Regions from separate parts of the Homo sapiens genome. Here all the other regions are linked to region 1. A link is a loop called in an ENCODE intact Hi-C map of the cell type or tissue named here. Cell type or tissue: heart left ventricle. All regions are shown on one strand. Links, peaks and the distances in the headings refer to the core of each region. The heading gives the core; the rest is flanking DNA.

Region 1 (3,967 bases), core at 825-3,324:
CTCCACGTAATTAGGTTGCACCCTCAAGTTTGAGAACCACTGGTGTAAATCCTTGTTACTCAAAGCCAGCTGACCCAGACAGGCAACATCAGCATCACCTAGGAGCTTGTTAGAAATGCAGGCTGGGCACGGTGGCTCACGCTTGTAATCTCAGCACTTTGGGAGGATGAGGGGGGTGGATCATTTGAGGTTAGGAGTTCGAGACCAGACTGACCAACATGGTGAAACCCCATCTCTACTAAAAATAGAAAATTAGCTGGGCGTGGTGGTGGGCGCCTGTAATCCCAGCTACTCGGGAGGCTGAGGGAGAAGAATCACTTGAATCCGAGAGGCGGCAGTTGCAGTGAGCTGACACTGTGCCACTGCACTCCAGCCTGGGCCAGACTCTGTCTCAAAAAAAAAAATGCAGAATTTCAGAACTCTCTCCAGACTTACTGAGCTAAAAACTGCACATTCACAAGGTCCTTGGGTGATTCACATGTACTATGAAGTTTGAGAAACAGGAGTATAGAGACAGCAGGACAGTGCCTGGCAGGTAGCAGCCACGTCAAGTCACAGCTCTGGGTTCTTACGCTGCTCTGCCATTTTTGTGACTCTGGAGAAATCGTTAAATATCTCTGGGCCCCTGTTTCTTCGTCTAAATGGGGATGATAGAAACATTATCTCATAGGGCCAGGCACAGTGGCTTACGCCTGTAATCCCAGCATTTTGGGAGGCGGAGGCGGGCAAATCACTTGAGGCCAAGAGTTCGAGACCAGCCTGGCCAACATGGTGAAACCCCCATCTCTACTAAAAATACAAAAATTAGCCGGATGTGGTGGTGCATGCCTGTAATCCCAGCTACTCAGGAGGTTGAGGGAAAAGAATCACTGGAACCCGGGAGGCAGAGGTTACAGTGAGCTGAGATGGTGCCACCGTACTCCAGCCTGGGTGGCAGAGTGAGACTCTGTCTCAAAAAAAAAAAAAAAGAAAGAAAAGAAACATTATCTCATAGGATGGATGTGAGGGTATTAATAAGATCCTGCGAATAAAGGATCCAGCCTGATGCTTGGCATTTAGAAATGTGCAATTCATGTTAGCTTTTATTCTTCTTTCATTATTTTTATTTATTTATTTTCTTGAGATAGGGTCTCACTCTGTTGCCCATGCTGGAGCGTAGTGGGGTGATCATAGCTCACTGCAGCCTCAAACTCCTGATTCTCCCCCCTCAACCTCCTAAGTAGCTAGGACCACAGGCGCACACCACCACCCCTGGCTAATTTTAAGTATTTTGTAGAGACGTGGTCTTGCTGTGTTGCCCAGGCTGGTCTCCAGCTCCTGGACTCAAGCATACCTCCTGCTTTGGCTCCCAAAGTGCTGGGATTATAGGTGTGATCCACTGCACCTGGCCTTCTTTCATTATTTTTACTTTTTTATTTTTATTTACTTTTTTTTTTTTTTTGAGACACAGTCTTGCTCTGTCGCCCAGGCTGGAGTGCAGTGGCACAATCTCGGCTCACTGCAACCTCCGCCTCTTGGGTTCAAGCAATTCTCATGCCTCAGCCTCCCAAATAGCTGGGATTACAGACGTGTACCACCACACCCGGCTAATTTTTGTATTTTTAGTAGAGACAGGGTTTCACTATGTTGGCCAGGCTGGTCTTGAACTCTTGACTTCATGTAATCCTCCTGCCTCAGCCTCCCACAAGTGCTGAAATTACAGGCGTGAGCCACCACACCCCACCATTATTTTCATTCCAAATTCCTGATAGTGCCCAGCCATGAGCCTGTGGTAGGTCTTTAATAATTATTTGCTGGGATTAATTACAATAACCTAGACAACAGCCTTGGTATGCAGCAGGTGCTCAACACAAGACTTTTTCCTTCTTTCCTTCCTTCTCCCCCAGCTTCTCCAGCGGGATCCAGCCACTCCTCTGTTCCCTGATTGGCCTGGAGAATCCCACCTGACCCCCCACCCCACCCCTCTGTCTCTGGCTGGGGTTCCTTTCTGGCCCAAAGTAGGTCCAAGCCCTTGTAGTTATTTCGCCACCTGCTGTACATTGTGGGAACTGCAACCCCTACGTGCCCGTTTGGGTGGAGAGAGATTAAACATTTGCCCACCAAGCCTGTGCTGAACGCATTCTGTATGCACCCAGAAGATTCCACGCTGAGTGGGACCCGGTCCTCACCCTCAGGGAGGCCACAGTTAATAAAGGAGACTGATGTGGAGATATATAAATAAACGAAGTGCCGTGATAAAAGCAAACACAGCAATAAAGCAAAAATGGCTGGGCACGGTGGCCCATGCCTGTAATCCCAACACTTTGGGAGGCCGAAGCGGGTGGATCACCTGAGGTCAGGAGTTCCAGACAAGCCTGGCAAAACCCCGTCTCTACTAAAAATACAAAAATTAGCCGGCATGGTGGCGCACGCCTGTAGTCTCAGCTAGTCAGGAGGCTAAGGCAGGAGAATCACTTGAACCTCGGAGGCGGAGGTTGCAGTGAGTCGCAAACGCACCACTGCACTCCAGCCTGGGTGAAAGAGCGAGACTCTGTCTCAAAACAAAACAAAACAAAAAACCTAACAAAAACAATAGCTACCATTTACTAGACACTCACTACATACCAGGCACTGTGCCAAACAGCTCCTTCTTATCAGCTCAGGGTGCTGGGGGTGCCAGGGAGGGAAGGTCAGTGAAACTGTGGCAGGTGTCGGTTAAGCAAAAGAAGGCTGGCATCTGTGCAGCTGGGGGCAGGCCTTCCCTCCTCCAACCCCCTTGGCCAGGAGCATCACAGGGCAGGCCTGAGCTTCCACAAGGTGACCCAGCCAGTCACCATGAGGCAGGCCCCAGGCGCCAGGCCACTCTGCAGAGGAGCCACGCAGGAGGTGACCTTTCCTATCTTGACTGAAACGGGCACCTGGCGTGGAGGCCAAGTCTGGAGCCAGCCCCCTAGGAGAGCTCCAGGAGGCAGAGATGCCTGCGGGGTCAAAGCCTGCCAGCTGACTGCTGTGCCCTCCTCAGGACCCTGCTCCAGCAGCTGCAGAAACTCCAGACTCTGGTCACCAACAAGATCTCCAGACCTTACAAGATGGCCGCCACCCAGACTGGGACCTGCCTCATGGTAGGTGTGGCTCCCTCCACCACAGACCCACAGGAGGAGAGTTCTTCCCAAGGCTGGCTTTTTCCAGGGTTGGGCAGAGCTTTAAGGATCGGTAACATCGTGGGCAGCGTCCCAGGGTACACCATCCTGGCGCCTGGTGGGCTGGTTCTAGCAGACTCCAGACTCCTTCTCCAAGCCCATGGTGCCTTCTGCCTCACACCGGTCCCCGACTGGTTAACACAGTGTAGATGTGTAGGTGACTCCAGTGGCCCCAGCTAGGGGACAGCTGGGCAGGTTCCTTGAGGAGGCGGCTTCCACAGGCCTTGTGCAGGGAAGGGCTTGGGGAGACTCAGGGAAGAACGGACATGGTTCTTTCTGGAACAGATGGCAGTGAAAAGGCTGAGGAAACCCCTGGAAACCCGGAAGGCTCCCAGGGCGTGTTTCAGACCTCTTCCAGTCCCTCTTCTATCTTCTTCTGGAAATGGCCAGTCTCTTGCCGCCTGGCTCAGCATGCCCCGGCCCTCCGAGACCCTCGAGCTGTCAGGCAGCAGAACCAGGCTATGGGCAGGGGTAGTGTGGGCTCCGTGGCTCTCAGCACCTCCCGCTAGCCAGGCTCCTCAGAATCCTGCTGAGAACGTGATGTGGCGGTGTGTCCCCCTCCCTCGTCCCAGCCCCAAGCCCCACCTGCACCTATTCCTTCCTTTCCTGATTCCTCTACCCCGTAAGGGGACTCCACATTGGCCACTTCCCTCTTACTTCTAGCACTGCCTGTGGCGACCCCCCTACAATGGGCTGGGATGGCCTGGGCTGTCCCTGCCTTCCCCAGAGAGGATAGGAGACCCCACATGTAGGAGGGAGTGGTCGACTGGAGCAGCTGCTTCCTTGGG
Region 2 (3,967 bases), core at 606-3,105, 190 kb before region 1:
AAAAAACAAAAACTGCTGAACAAAGGTTAAAACCCAAATCTTGAATGTTATTAAATATCAAATGTGCAGTTTTAAATTTTTGTAAAAGTACTCAAATTAGTATTTTCTTACATATTCCTGCCTCCTGTTCTATGCTTCAAGAAGTTATCCAAACTCCAAGATTAGAAAACTACTTACAATTTTCTTCTTGTATTTTTATGGTTTCTATTTTTTCCATTTACTTTGCTACATTTATCTTTAAAATTTTTTTTGGTGCGAGATATGAGGTAGGAATCTAAATAACTTTTGTTCAATAAAAAGTATTTAATTAGGCCGGGCGCGGTGGCTCACGCCTGTAATCCTAGCACTTGGAGGCTGAGGCGGGCAAATTGCCTGAGCTTGGGAGTTCAAGACCAGCCTGGGCAACATGGTGAAACCCCATCTCTACTAAAATACAAAAAATTAGTCGGGTGTAGCAGCAGGCACCTGTGGTCCCAACTACTCGGGAGGCTGAGGCAAGAAAATCGCTGGAACCCAGGAGGCAGAAGTTGCAGTGAGCTGAGATTGCGCCACTGCACTACAGCCTGGGCAACAGAGCGAGACTCCATCTCCAAAAAAAAAAAAAAAAAGGATTTAATTAATATTAATATTGGGGTTCTATGGGACAATGTAAAATGCCACTCAAAATAGTAAAATAGCTTCCTTCCTATTTGCACTATTAGTCTAATGCAGATACACTGTAAATATAGAAAAAAGGTAATAGGCATTACATATTATATTATTATAGAGTCCTTATATACTATAATAGAGAATGAATTTTTCTTATTTTACAGTTTTATACTAGCACAGCACATAACCACACCCATGGATATTAAGGTATTTTTGTACATGTATATGATTTTCTCTGATGTTCTGGAACTTGACAGTATTTCAAATAAAGCAATGAAACCCCCCCTGGAAAGGACTGATTGATGGCTTTCTCATCCAACCCGGCCACCCTTCCCACTTCACTCAACCACTGTCCTGTTTTCTGCTCCAGGCTGAAAAGTAACCTCATTATCTCTTAAAAGGTCAGCCCAAAGAAGATTTGAACTCTGTCTGAAAACCTGGGAGTTCTATTTCTTCACTGAGGCAGGAAGGTAAATATTAGAATTCATCAAGTCTTCTTTTTCTAATTCTTATTGGGCTGGAATAAATGAAAACCTGGCTTGTACCAACAAAGTGCTTAAGTAAGTAGAGAAGACATATCAATGTGATTTTTAAAGAATTATGACAGAAAATCCCCAGTGACTAGCAGAAGTTGAATGTACTTTCTTTCTCCCCACTGTCTCGATGGTTTCTGATCTTTTTGAAAAATCTTCACTGTAACTGTCTTGTGTGTGCATTTGTGGTAAGCCAAAATCATAATTGGAAATGGGTCAGATATAACTTGTAAATGTATATTGGTAGATAAACAGTCCACTCTAGAGAATACCTTCAATTTCATTACTTTGCCATAATCTCCAAGGTCAATTCAATCCTAAGTAATTTCAGTTGTGTGTGTGTTTAACAGCATTCACTAGACCAAGGCTCCTCAACCTCAGCACTATTGACATTTTGGGCCACGTAATTTTTTTGTTGTAGGGGGCATTGTAGGACTTTTAGCAGCATCCTTGGCCTCTAGAGGCCAGTAGCAGCTCCCCAACAGTTGTGACAACCAAAAGTATCTCCAGGCATTGCCAAATATCCGGTGTGTACAGGGTGAGGGTGGAGTCCAGTGGGAGGAGTGTAAAACTGCACTGGGGTTGGGTTCGTTGGGAGGGGATGGTTGAGAACCACAGAACTAGACTAAACGCCATGGAGAGATTCACGTGTGCATTTGTATGTGTGTGACTCTACCCTCCAAGAAGCAGATCCTGACTCCTTTTCCAGAAGTAACTGATGCAGATTGGGGGCCTGGGCTGGACCTGTTTGTTAGGAACTAAAATGGCTGCAATTAGAGCTATAGAAATGTCTGCCTTAAAGCTGCTGAACTGCTAAATGTATCACAGGGATATTCTTCCAAGACCAGGGATTTGAAAGAATTTTATCATCTTGTTATTTCCACCTTCAATGTCTAGTCTTTGATATCTATTATCAACATAAATAAATTACACTGTGGGCCTGAGCAATGGTGTTATCTAGTGTAAGGTGTTACCAGATTTGGAGGCTGAGAAACTGCGAGTGAGTCTGGGTTCTGCAAATATCCAACTAAACACTTTATCTTTCTGGACCTATTTCCTCCCCCAAAATGGGGAAAATAATAATACTTAATCGACTGGATTGTTTTGTTTTTGTTTTTTTGACACGGAGTTTCGCTCTTGTTGCCCAGGTTGGAGTACAATGGCGCAATCTCGGCTCACTGCAACCTCTTCCACCCAGGCTCAAGCGATTCTCCTGCCTCAGACTCCCTAGTAGCTGAGATTACAGCCGCCCGCCACCATGCCTGGCTAATTTTTTGTGTTTTTAGTAGAGACAGGGTTTCACCATGTTGGCCAGGCTGGTCTGGAACTCCTGACCTTAGGTGATCCGCCCACCTCGGCCTCCCAAAGTGCTGGGATTACAGGTGTGAGCCACTGCACTCGGCCTCACTGGATTGTTTGGAGGGTCCAAGCAGTTAACGGGAAGTTAGCAGGGCTTATTCTTGAGGAATTAGTAAAACTGGAATCAAACAGTCCCGGGTTGACCTTGGACAAATGATGCGCTATTGTAAGCGGCAGTTTCCTTATGTGCAAAATGCAGAAATAATCATATTACTTTATAGAGTTGTTATGGAGGTTAAATGAGATAATGTGTGTCATACGTGCTTGATAAATATTACTTTGGTTCCTTGGTAATTTGTATCACATTGCACAATTACGTATTTTATTTTTATTGTTTCTTTTCTGTGAGCATTGAAACCTGGAAACCTGAAAAACTAATTAGTATACCCATATGAGTGAAACCCTGTTTGAAATATATTACATCCCAAATTCCAACCAAGTGAAAGCAGCTTTAAACTGTAGTATATAAAACCTTCTGTCTTCCAAGTGAAATCAGTTAGGGCACACGTTTCTTACAATAACATAAGGTTCTCCCCTCATTGAAATAATGTTCTAATAAGTTTTTTACAACCTCTGTATTACATAAAGCACATGGGGTCAGACGTAGCATGCCCAGCTAGCAGTTTGTCCAGTCATAAACATTTAAATATGACTAGGTGTTATCCCAAAATTCACCTTTCCGCAAAGCACTGGCAAATTGCATTGCAGTCCTAAAACTGAGTGCAGGTGGTGAGATACTCAGGGATCTGACAGTATCTTTTACATAAACTCTTTAATTGAAGTATAACATTCATAAAGAGAAGTGAACAAATCACAAGTACATTTTCGTAAATTTTCACAAAGTTAACACACCTATACAGAGGTGTTCTCGAAGGTTAGAGAATTCTGTAATAAACGTGTTTTATCATTGGGGCGCGGGGATAGAAAGGGGCATCACGAATCTGAAAGAACACAGTGGAGATTTCCCAGACAAGATAGTAATTGCCTTTGATATGCAAATGTGATTTTGAATTATCAAATGGAGATATTGCAAAATGATAAATTGGAATCAGATTGCCAATGCAAAAGTTATATCACCATTTGCCACTTGATGTATGATCTTGGACAATTTACTTCAAGTGCCTCAGTCTTCTCATTTGTTAAATGGGGAGAATAATAGGACTGTTGTTTGGATTAAGCAAAATAACATGTGTAAAGGTTTGGGTGAGTCTGGCACGTAAGCTCTCAATAGAAGTAAATCATTTTCCATATAGTATGATGCCCCAAGGGATGAGAGAAAAGAAGTTATGGACATCTCAAGAATTATTTTAGGGGAAAAAAAAAAAGGAAATTTTGCACAGCAAGGGAGCTGCATCAGAATAGCTAAGGGATGCTGCCACAGAGCCCCAGGACTCACACCAGCAAGGAGGGTATGTCTGTGGGAAAGC
Region 3 (3,967 bases), core at 758-3,257, 180 kb before region 1:
ACAGGCTTCCGTTTTTTCATCTTAAAATATCTGTATCTTATCACACCAGGATAGTTGATTTGAAGTAGGAATCCCTAACATTTTCCTAATAAGTATTTTTTTTCTCATGACGGCTTATTGTTAATTATTAATGGTAAAAATAACAACTGCCATTTACTAAGCATTCTGGGCCAGATGTTTTGTACATATTTAAAATTTTATAGATAAGAAAACTGAGGCACCGAGGGGTTAAGTAAATTGCCTAAGGTCACATAAATAGTACATGGCAAAACTGGGATGCCTGCCCACAGCTACTTAGATTCAGCTTCTGCTTTCTAATGGGAATTCCCATGAGCCACAAGGAAGGAAGTGTGGGGTAGCACTACGTTGAGATGAACCAGGCAAGGCCTTGAGGAGAATGGATGGATCCTGAGACAAAGGTCTCCAAAGAAGAGCAACTCATTTTCTCTTTGGCAAAAAAAGAAGTCAGTCTTCATCCTATATAACAAGATGTGTGGTATGATGGAAAATGTGAGTTTTGGAGTTGGAAAGGCCTGGGTTAGAATCTTCACTAAGTTTGATCAGGCTCGGTGGCTCATGTCTATAATCCCAGCACTTTGGGAGGCCGAGGCGGGCAGATCACTTAAGGTCAGGAGTTTGAGACCAGCCTGGCCAACATGGTGAAACCCCACTCTACTAAAAATACAAAAAAAGTAGCTGGGCATGGTCGTGGATGCCTGTAATCCCAGCTACTTGGGAGGCTGAGGCGGGAGAATTGCTTGAACATGGGAGGTGGAGGTTGCAGTGAGCCAAGATCATGCCAGTGCACTCCAGCCTGGGCAACAGAGCGAGACTCCATCTCAAAAAATAAAAATAAAAAAAAAGAATCTTCACTAAGTTACTACTTAGTTGAGGGGCCTTGGACAGGTGACTTATCCACTCTTAGCCTCATATGTCTTATCTAGGAAATAGGATGGGATAGGATGTGAAATGAGAATAGGATAATAATATTGGCAGAGCTATTTTGGTGGGTAGAAATAATTCGTGCAAAGTGTCTTGAAGGCACATGAAGGCATACAGTACATGGCAGGCAAAATATCAAATCCTTCTGTAAGTGCTTTCCTAAAGTATGTTGTTAATAGGCATTAGGTAATAAAAAGAGAAAGGATGAAAGAAGTTTTAAGGGCGGGGATAGTTTGGCAGTCAAGTAAATCTGGGAGATACTGCTAAGCAAAGTTAAACTCCTTTACTGCAGGGCTTCTCAGAGCCTTTAAATTGCAAAGATGCAATAGGAATCTCCAAGAGGAAGCTTTTTCTCAATTTATTTTGAGTCTCAATTTATTTTGACCCATTTTAATGGTGTCTCTTACAGGACTGGCGTTTCTGGGGGCACGTGTCAGGAAGCACTGATCTGGTGACTTTTGGAGGAAAAAGCTGGCTTATTCGGGTCCAGTCATCATGGTCCATTTACTGTTTTGTAGTACCTCCAGAATTGTCTCTCTTTTCTATCTATTTCTCCCAAAAATAGGATTTCTCCTCTTTACAAATGTCACAGAAGGAAGCTCTAAAGAGTGATTTCCAGCATCCATACAAGTGAAAAGTTCAGCTCCCAAGAGGAGCAGACAACGTCCGCAAAGCAAACCAAGCAAGACCCATGGGGCCAAGGCATTAAGTGGTTTCTCAGGGTGGTGGAATGTGGCTGCTTCCCTGCTTCTCCCAGAGAAGCTTTAAATGTGTAGGTAACTTCCCAGACCACCAGAAGGCACCAACATGGGAAAAACAGATCCAGTCACTGGCCCAGAGAGTCAGAAATCAGCCCATCCAGGTGACCCCGCTTAGGCTCCTGTTCATGCACTTGTCAAAGGCCAGCCCAGCCCAAGGAGGGGGAAAGAATTAGACAGAGGATCAGCTTTTTATTTTCATGTACAAAGCACTTGCCCTCGGGTTATAAATGTTATTGCATTTGTGTAGCACTTTACTGCTGCCCTCAGCTTGCAAGCATCACAGGATCCCAGTGGCAGTACTTTCTTAACCCTTGATCAATAGCTTATTTCTATCGCCTTCAGTCCCAGCTGCCAATCCGTTCTGTAAAATGTGGGAGGCAGACTTCGCTGCTCTCCAGCTGTACATGTTATGAATGTAAACGGTGCAAGTAACATATGTATTATACGTATGTGTGTGTGTGTACTGAGTGGGGGACATGAGATTTTTGAACAAGGAGTAACAAAAATGGGACCCTTGTTCTGGGAGACTCCCATACAGCTGGGAGTTTTCTTTCTAGTTTCTCCTTTTCTCTCTTTCTCTCTCTCTGAAACGATGTGCTTGGTATTCTGTCATGTGGCAGGAGAAATTCTCTCTTAAGTTTCTGTGTTTTTATTTGATATATATTTGGGGGAAGGGGTGAAAAGTGGACAGAAAGATCTAAGTTCCAAGAAAGAAAGGGTCATGTCCATCTTATTTATCACCCCTGTAGTCCCAGCACCTACACTGAGCCTAGCACAGAACAGGTGCTCAGGAAGTATTTGTTGACTAAATGAATGAATTCAGGAATGGGAGGATAAGAGGGCCCCAGAGCAATCCTCTGGAGCTGCCTGAGCAAAGAGGCAAAGGCCTTGTCTTGCTGGCAGCAAGGGGGACCACAAAAGGTTTAATGGGCATCTACTTTATTTATTTTATTTTTATTTTTTGAGATGGAGTCTTGCTCTGTCTCCAGGCTGGAGTGCAGTGGCGTGATTTCGGCTCACTGCAACCTCCACCTCCTGGTTTCAAGCGATTCTCCTGCCTCAGCCTCCTTAGTAGCTGAGATTACAAGCACGCACCACCACGCCCAGCTAATTTTTGTACTTTTAGTAGAGACGGGGTTTCACCACGTTGGCCAGGCTGGTCTCAATCTCCCCACCTCGTGATCCGACCACCTCGGCCTCCCAAAGTGCTGGGATTACAGGAGTGAGCCACTGCTCCCGGCCAGCATTCTACTTTATTTAAGGCTCACTCTAGGCACCTTGGGAACCACAGAGAAATGAGATCATAAGCATAACCAGCTACTACTGTTCCAGTTTACCAGGGAGCAGAGTCAGCCAAGAAACCACTTGGGGACAAATTCCTCATCTCACCTTCTTTCCCTCACCTCTGAAGCTAGTTTTAAGACAAACGCACCCTAGGAGACACTTTGAAGGATGAAGGAGGATCCCAAAGCTCCGTGACATCCTCCAGCTCCAGGAAGATGACTCCATCTCGCGGTAAGGCAGCCGGGACTGCCCTTGTCTGAACCTATGTCCTTGAGGCTCAGCCAAACCTCTCCTTCTGTGGCAGAGGGATGTTTAGGTGACATTCTTCTCCCTGCCACTCAGCATCTTTTAAACAATCTTCCTCCACCTTGGGAGAATATGCATGAACTCACTGCAGTCTGGGACCACGGAAGCTGAAAATTGTCTTTCTCCCTGGGAGGGGAATTGGTCACAAAGGGAAAAACCGACCTCCCCTGAAAAATAAGAATCTGGGGCCAGGCGCGGTGGCTCACACCTGTAATCCCAGCACTTTGGGAGGCCGAGGCGGGCGGATCACCTGAGGTCAGGAGTTCAGGACTAGCTTAGCCAACATGGTGAAACCCCATCTCTACTAAAAATACAAACTTAGCCAGGCATGGTGGCACATGCCTGTAATCCCAGCTACTCAGGAGGCTGAGGCAGGAGAATCGCTTGAACTCAGGAGGCAGAGGTTTCAGTGAGCCGAAATCGCACCACTGCATTCCAGCCTGGGCAACAGAACAAGACTTCGTCTCCATAAAAAAAGAATCTGGGATGACTGCAGGTTCTTTCAGGCAAAGTTCTTTTGCTTGCCATGGTAGAAATCCACGTCAAGTGGAATTAGTGAAGGAGGGACCTCGTTGGAAGTATATCAGGTACGTTGCAGGGCAGGGGCAGTTGGCTCAGAAGGACCGGGTACCAAACCCTGGAAGATGGACTCCCCAGGAATCCTCAGAAGCAGC
Region 4 (3,967 bases), core at 1,358-3,857, 52 kb after region 1:
CTGTGGGGCACAGGTGGCCTCAGGTACCTGGAGGCATCGCCAGCCTGATCCATGCCAGGCAGGCTGCCCTTCCCCCACTGTTAGGAGAGGTAGGGCACAGGAGCTCGATGCTGGCTGTGAAGAAGGGTAGGCAGGGCTGAGGTGAGCTGGCAGAGGGAGCAAAGCATGAGTTCAGGATGGGTCCATGGAGGCCAGGTCCAGGTGGGAGCTAGGATGATGCCCACAGCTCCTGCCTGCCTGCAGGAGGGAGCTCTGGGCTGTGCAGCGTTTGGAATTGTGAGTATGGGGGCTTCCAGCATCAGGGCCGCAGAAGAATGTGCAGTCACAGGCTCCATCAGGAGCAGAGTCAGAAGGGTTTCCCGGCATCACCCAGCTTCACCCTGGGGTATCCGTACTTTGTCCCTTCAGAAAGGTGAGACAGAGCAGTCGAGCACCAGAAAGTTCTTACCATCAGCACTTCAGACATACAGGCACGCACACACCCAGAATCCAGAAGGCTTTGCTTTTGGCCCAAGCCTATTGTCACGGCCCCCTGGGTGTGAAGGGAGACTGAGCAGCCTCTCTCCCAGGAGAGCCAGACAGTGACTCTCCAGTTCCCTGAGACCTGGTCTCCCCTGAGCTACACATTAGACCCTCTCTATTTCCAGGAGTCACCTTCAGCCTGACCCCAAGGCTATGGGCTGAGAGACTCTGGGGGTCCTGTCAGGATTAAGTTCCTTTGCAGAGAGCCTCATTTTGTTATAGCTTGGTTTGCTCCATGTCCCATGAGGGGACACCTAACCTGCCCCCACCATGTTGGTGGCAAAACAAAGGCCCAGCAAGTGGGAAGCCCTGCCCTGGGCCCCACCGTCCATCCAGGCAGACCGACTCCCCATTTTCTTTTTGTTTTCTTTTCCATCAGCTTCCGGCAGGGCAGGTGGAGGCCTTTAGGCCCAGAGCTCTGTAGATTCTGGTGCCTGGATGGGGGAAGAAGGGGTAGCCTGAAGCACCCACCTCCCTGGGACTCCAGGGCTCCCTAGGGTGCAATGGGGGAGAGCATCAGTGCCCCAACAGCTGTAAACGTGGGCTCCCCTGAGCACCCCTGGGATCCTCACATGGAGGTCAGAGGCTGCAGTGACCCCTCCCTCCCTCAGGGGTTGCTTCCCTTCTCATGGGGCAGAGGCTGTGAATGGGCTCCTGGTTGCTTCCCTTCTCATGGGGCAGAGGCTGTGAATGGGCTCCCGGACACAGGACAGACCGTGGCCTGATCCAGCTCCTGATGCTCCCGGTCTCTGTGCCCAACAGCCAACCGCCTGCCATGGAGACTTTCTTTAGGAGACATTTCCGGGGGAAGGTGCCAGGCCCTGGAGAGGGGCAGCAGCGGCCCAGCAGCGTGGGGCTGCCCACAGGCAAGGCCCGGCGTCGCTCCCCCGCTGGGCAGGCCTCCTCCTCACTGGCACAGCGGCGCCGCTCCAGCGCCCAGCTCCAGGGCTGCCTCCTGAGTTGCGGGGTGAGGGCCCAGGGTTCCAGCCGCCGGCGCTCCAGCACTGTGCCCCCTTCCTGCAACCCCCGCTTCATCGTGGATAAGGTGCTCACTCCACAGCCTACCACCGTGGGGGCCCAGCTTCTGGGTGCACCCCTGCTGTTGACCGGGCTTGTGGGCATGAATGAGGAGGAGGGTGTCCAGGAGGATGTGGTAGCCGAGGCATCGAGCGCCATCCAGCCAGGCACCAAGACACCAGGGCCACCCCCACCTCGGGGCGCCCAGCCGCTGTTGCCCCTACCCCGCTACCTGCGCCGAGCCTCCTCCCACCTGCTCCCCGCGGATGCCGTATATGACCACGCTCTCTGGGGCCTGCACGGCTACTATCGGCGCCTCAGCCAGCGGCGGCCCTCAGGCCAGCACCCTGGCCCTGGGGGCCGAAGAGCCTCAGGCACCACCGCCGGCACCATGCTGCCCACCCGTGTGCGCCCACTGTCCCGCAGGCGCCAGGTAGCCCTACGGCGCAAGGCGGCCGGACCCCAGGCCTGGAGCGCCCTGCTCGCGTAGGTATAGCTGTGGCCAGCAGGGCGAGTGGTGTGACCTCCTGTGGGTCTGGCCTGGGCATGGGCCTTGAAGCTCTGCCTGGCTGAGGGTTCCCCACTTGGGAACACTCTGGGCAGTACCCTGAAGCCAGCGTACCCCAAAAGGCCATGTCTCTTGCAGGGAGCCTCTTAGTGTCTGGGGCTGCTGGGAGGCTCCTCCGCCCTCCCTGTTGCCGAGGTCACGGAAAGGGCAGAGGCCCCAGGAGGTGGGAGGAAGTAGGGTCAGCAAGTGCTCAGCCCCCTCCTCAGCTGTCTTCTCCTCTCTAGGAAAGCCATCACCAAGTCGGGCCTCCAGCACCTGGCCCCCCCTCCGCCCACCCCTGGGGCCCCGTGCAGCGAGTCAGAGCGGCAGATCCGGAGTACAGTGGACTGGAGCGTGAGTGCCTGAACACCCCTGGGTCCCAGACCCTCTGGGCTCTTGGCCAAGGCGCAGCTGGCGGGTGGAGGCACTAAAGGCAGCTGGGAGAGCCAAGCCTGGAAGGGTTGGGACAGTGGGGCAGACGGAACAGAGCAGGGTCGATCGGGGCGCTGGAGTGGGTTTGTCTTGGGAGAGGGCGGGTGGGCGGGGGCTGATGGGAGGGAGGGCTGGGCGGCCAGCGTGTGCTGAGCAAGCCCATCCCGTGGCTAGGAGTCAGCGACATATGGGGAGCACATCTGGTTCGAGACCAACGTGTCCGGGGACTTCTGCTACGTTGGGGAGCAGTACTGTGTAGCCAGGATGCTGGTGAGTGCTCGTAGGGGCACGCCGCCCCCTGCTGGTGGAGCCAGTAGCCGCAGCCCTTCCGGGAACGTGGGATTGAGCCCGCTCCCTGGCACCCCTGCTGTGGGCCGCCCCAGGATGGTGAGGGGTGCAGGGGCTTTGTCCGGATGCCAGGACTGGGGCTTCCCAGTGCACACAAAGGGCAGCTGTGCTGGGGCAGGCAGCCTCCGAGATAGACTTACCTGGTGCCTCAGGGGCCCTCTCTTCCTGTCCTGCAGCAGAAGTCAGTGTCTCGAAGAAAGTGCGCAGCCTGCAAGATTGTGGTGCACACGCCCTGCATCGAGCAGCTGGAGAAGGTGGGTGGGTAGCTCAGCTTTGCCCGCCCCTGCCCTTTGGGTGCTGAGGCCCTTTCAGCGCGCACTCACACCCACATGTTATACAAACGGCCTGCCAGGAGTGACCCAGCACTCGGGGGTGAAGAGTCAAGGACCCTGGAGCCAAATGCCTGCGTTCGAATCCTGGCTCCTCACTGATTAGCTGCTGTATCCCCACTGCCTGGAACAAACCTGGCGCCTAGTGGGTTCGTTGAATATCACTCAATGGAATGAATTGACGAATGGTGGCCCTTGTACCATTTCACCATGTCCAAACTAGTGCTTAGAAGAGGCCATTGATTTGCTGAAGCTTCATAACTCAGCTGTGGCTACACCCTGCCTCTGTGGAGACCTTTCCCCAAGGGCCATTGTCCACTGTGCATTTGCAGCTGGGGGCATGTCTGGGCACTGTGCTTCTAGAGGTGGAGGCAGCACTGGGCAGACGGGTCAAGGCCAGGGGCAGAAGGGTTCGCATGGAGGGGCAGCGCTTCCCAGCCTGCAGAAACCCAGGCCATCATACGGGAGAGACTGTAAGACTAGGAGTGGTTCAGGCAGGCTCACACAGGCTGCTTTCCCCAGCCTCTGAATTGTAAAGTGAGGCTTCCTTATACCTCTAATAAGGCTGAAGTAGGGACAGTTATGAGAAGGGAAATAGAAATGCAGCCCCAAGCACTGTACACTCATCATTTAAGGTGGAAATCGACCTAGGGTTCCACAAATTAGCTAAAGGTCTCCAGGGGCCAGGCAGTGCAAGTCTGCGTGTGAGGACCAGGCTGGCTGCGTGTGCCCGGGTCGGGAGTGCCAGAGGGCGAGGAAGAAAGGATGCGGC

The links. Peaks named below come from ENCODE experiments on the same cell type or tissue, not always from the same donor. Only the 100,000 strongest peaks of a DNase experiment are listed, where the experiment ranks them.
Region 2: it touches region 1 in a loop (4-fold over the local background); 34 of 110 quality-filtered maps call a loop at or near these places.
Region 3: a loop joins it to region 1, with 2.5 times the contacts of the local background. A loop is called at or near these places in 32 of 110 quality-filtered maps.
Region 4: a loop joins it to region 1, with 7 times the contacts of the local background. A loop is called at or near these places in 5 of 110 quality-filtered maps.

Annotation. Positions count from the first base shown.
Region 1 is chr11:46,313,285-46,317,251 of GRCh38, forward strand. CREB3L1 (cAMP responsive element binding protein 3 like 1) reads left to right here. Exons shown (of 12, transcript NM_052854.4): 9 at 3,002-3,101. Among named protein-coding and RNA genes, the nearest start is that of DGKZ, 32 kb to the right of the region's middle. In heart left ventricle, for the core only: a CTCF peak has its summit at 2,048 (motif pointing left); DNase peaks (open chromatin) are centred at 1,989 and 2,817; H3K4me3 peaks cover 76 bases; H3K27ac peaks cover 1,110 bases.
Region 2 is chr11:46,125,661-46,129,627 of GRCh38, forward strand. LOC105376661 (a long non-coding RNA gene) reads left to right here. Exons shown (of 3, transcript XR_931252.4): 1 at 1-1,118. Among named protein-coding and RNA genes, the nearest start is that of PHF21A, 6.2 kb to the left of the region's middle. In heart left ventricle, for the core only: a CTCF peak has its summit at 1,651 (motif pointing right); no DNase peak of the experiment used is centred there.
Region 3 is chr11:46,133,029-46,136,995 of GRCh38, forward strand. LOC105376661 (a long non-coding RNA gene) reads left to right here. Exons shown (of 3, transcript XR_931252.4): 3 at 1,352-3,967. Among named protein-coding and RNA genes, the nearest start is that of PHF21A, 14 kb to the left of the region's middle. In heart left ventricle, for the core only: no CTCF peak of the experiment used is centred there; no DNase peak of the experiment used is centred there.
Region 4 is chr11:46,364,960-46,368,926 of GRCh38, forward strand. DGKZ (diacylglycerol kinase zeta) reads left to right here. Exons shown (of 31, transcript NM_001199267.2): 2 at 2,332-2,440; 3 at 2,693-2,788; 4 at 3,046-3,120. Among named protein-coding and RNA genes, the nearest start is that of MIR4688, 9.5 kb to the right of the region's middle. In heart left ventricle, for the core only: a CTCF peak has its summit at 2,822 (motif pointing left); DNase peaks (open chromatin) are centred at 1,432, 2,462 and 2,822.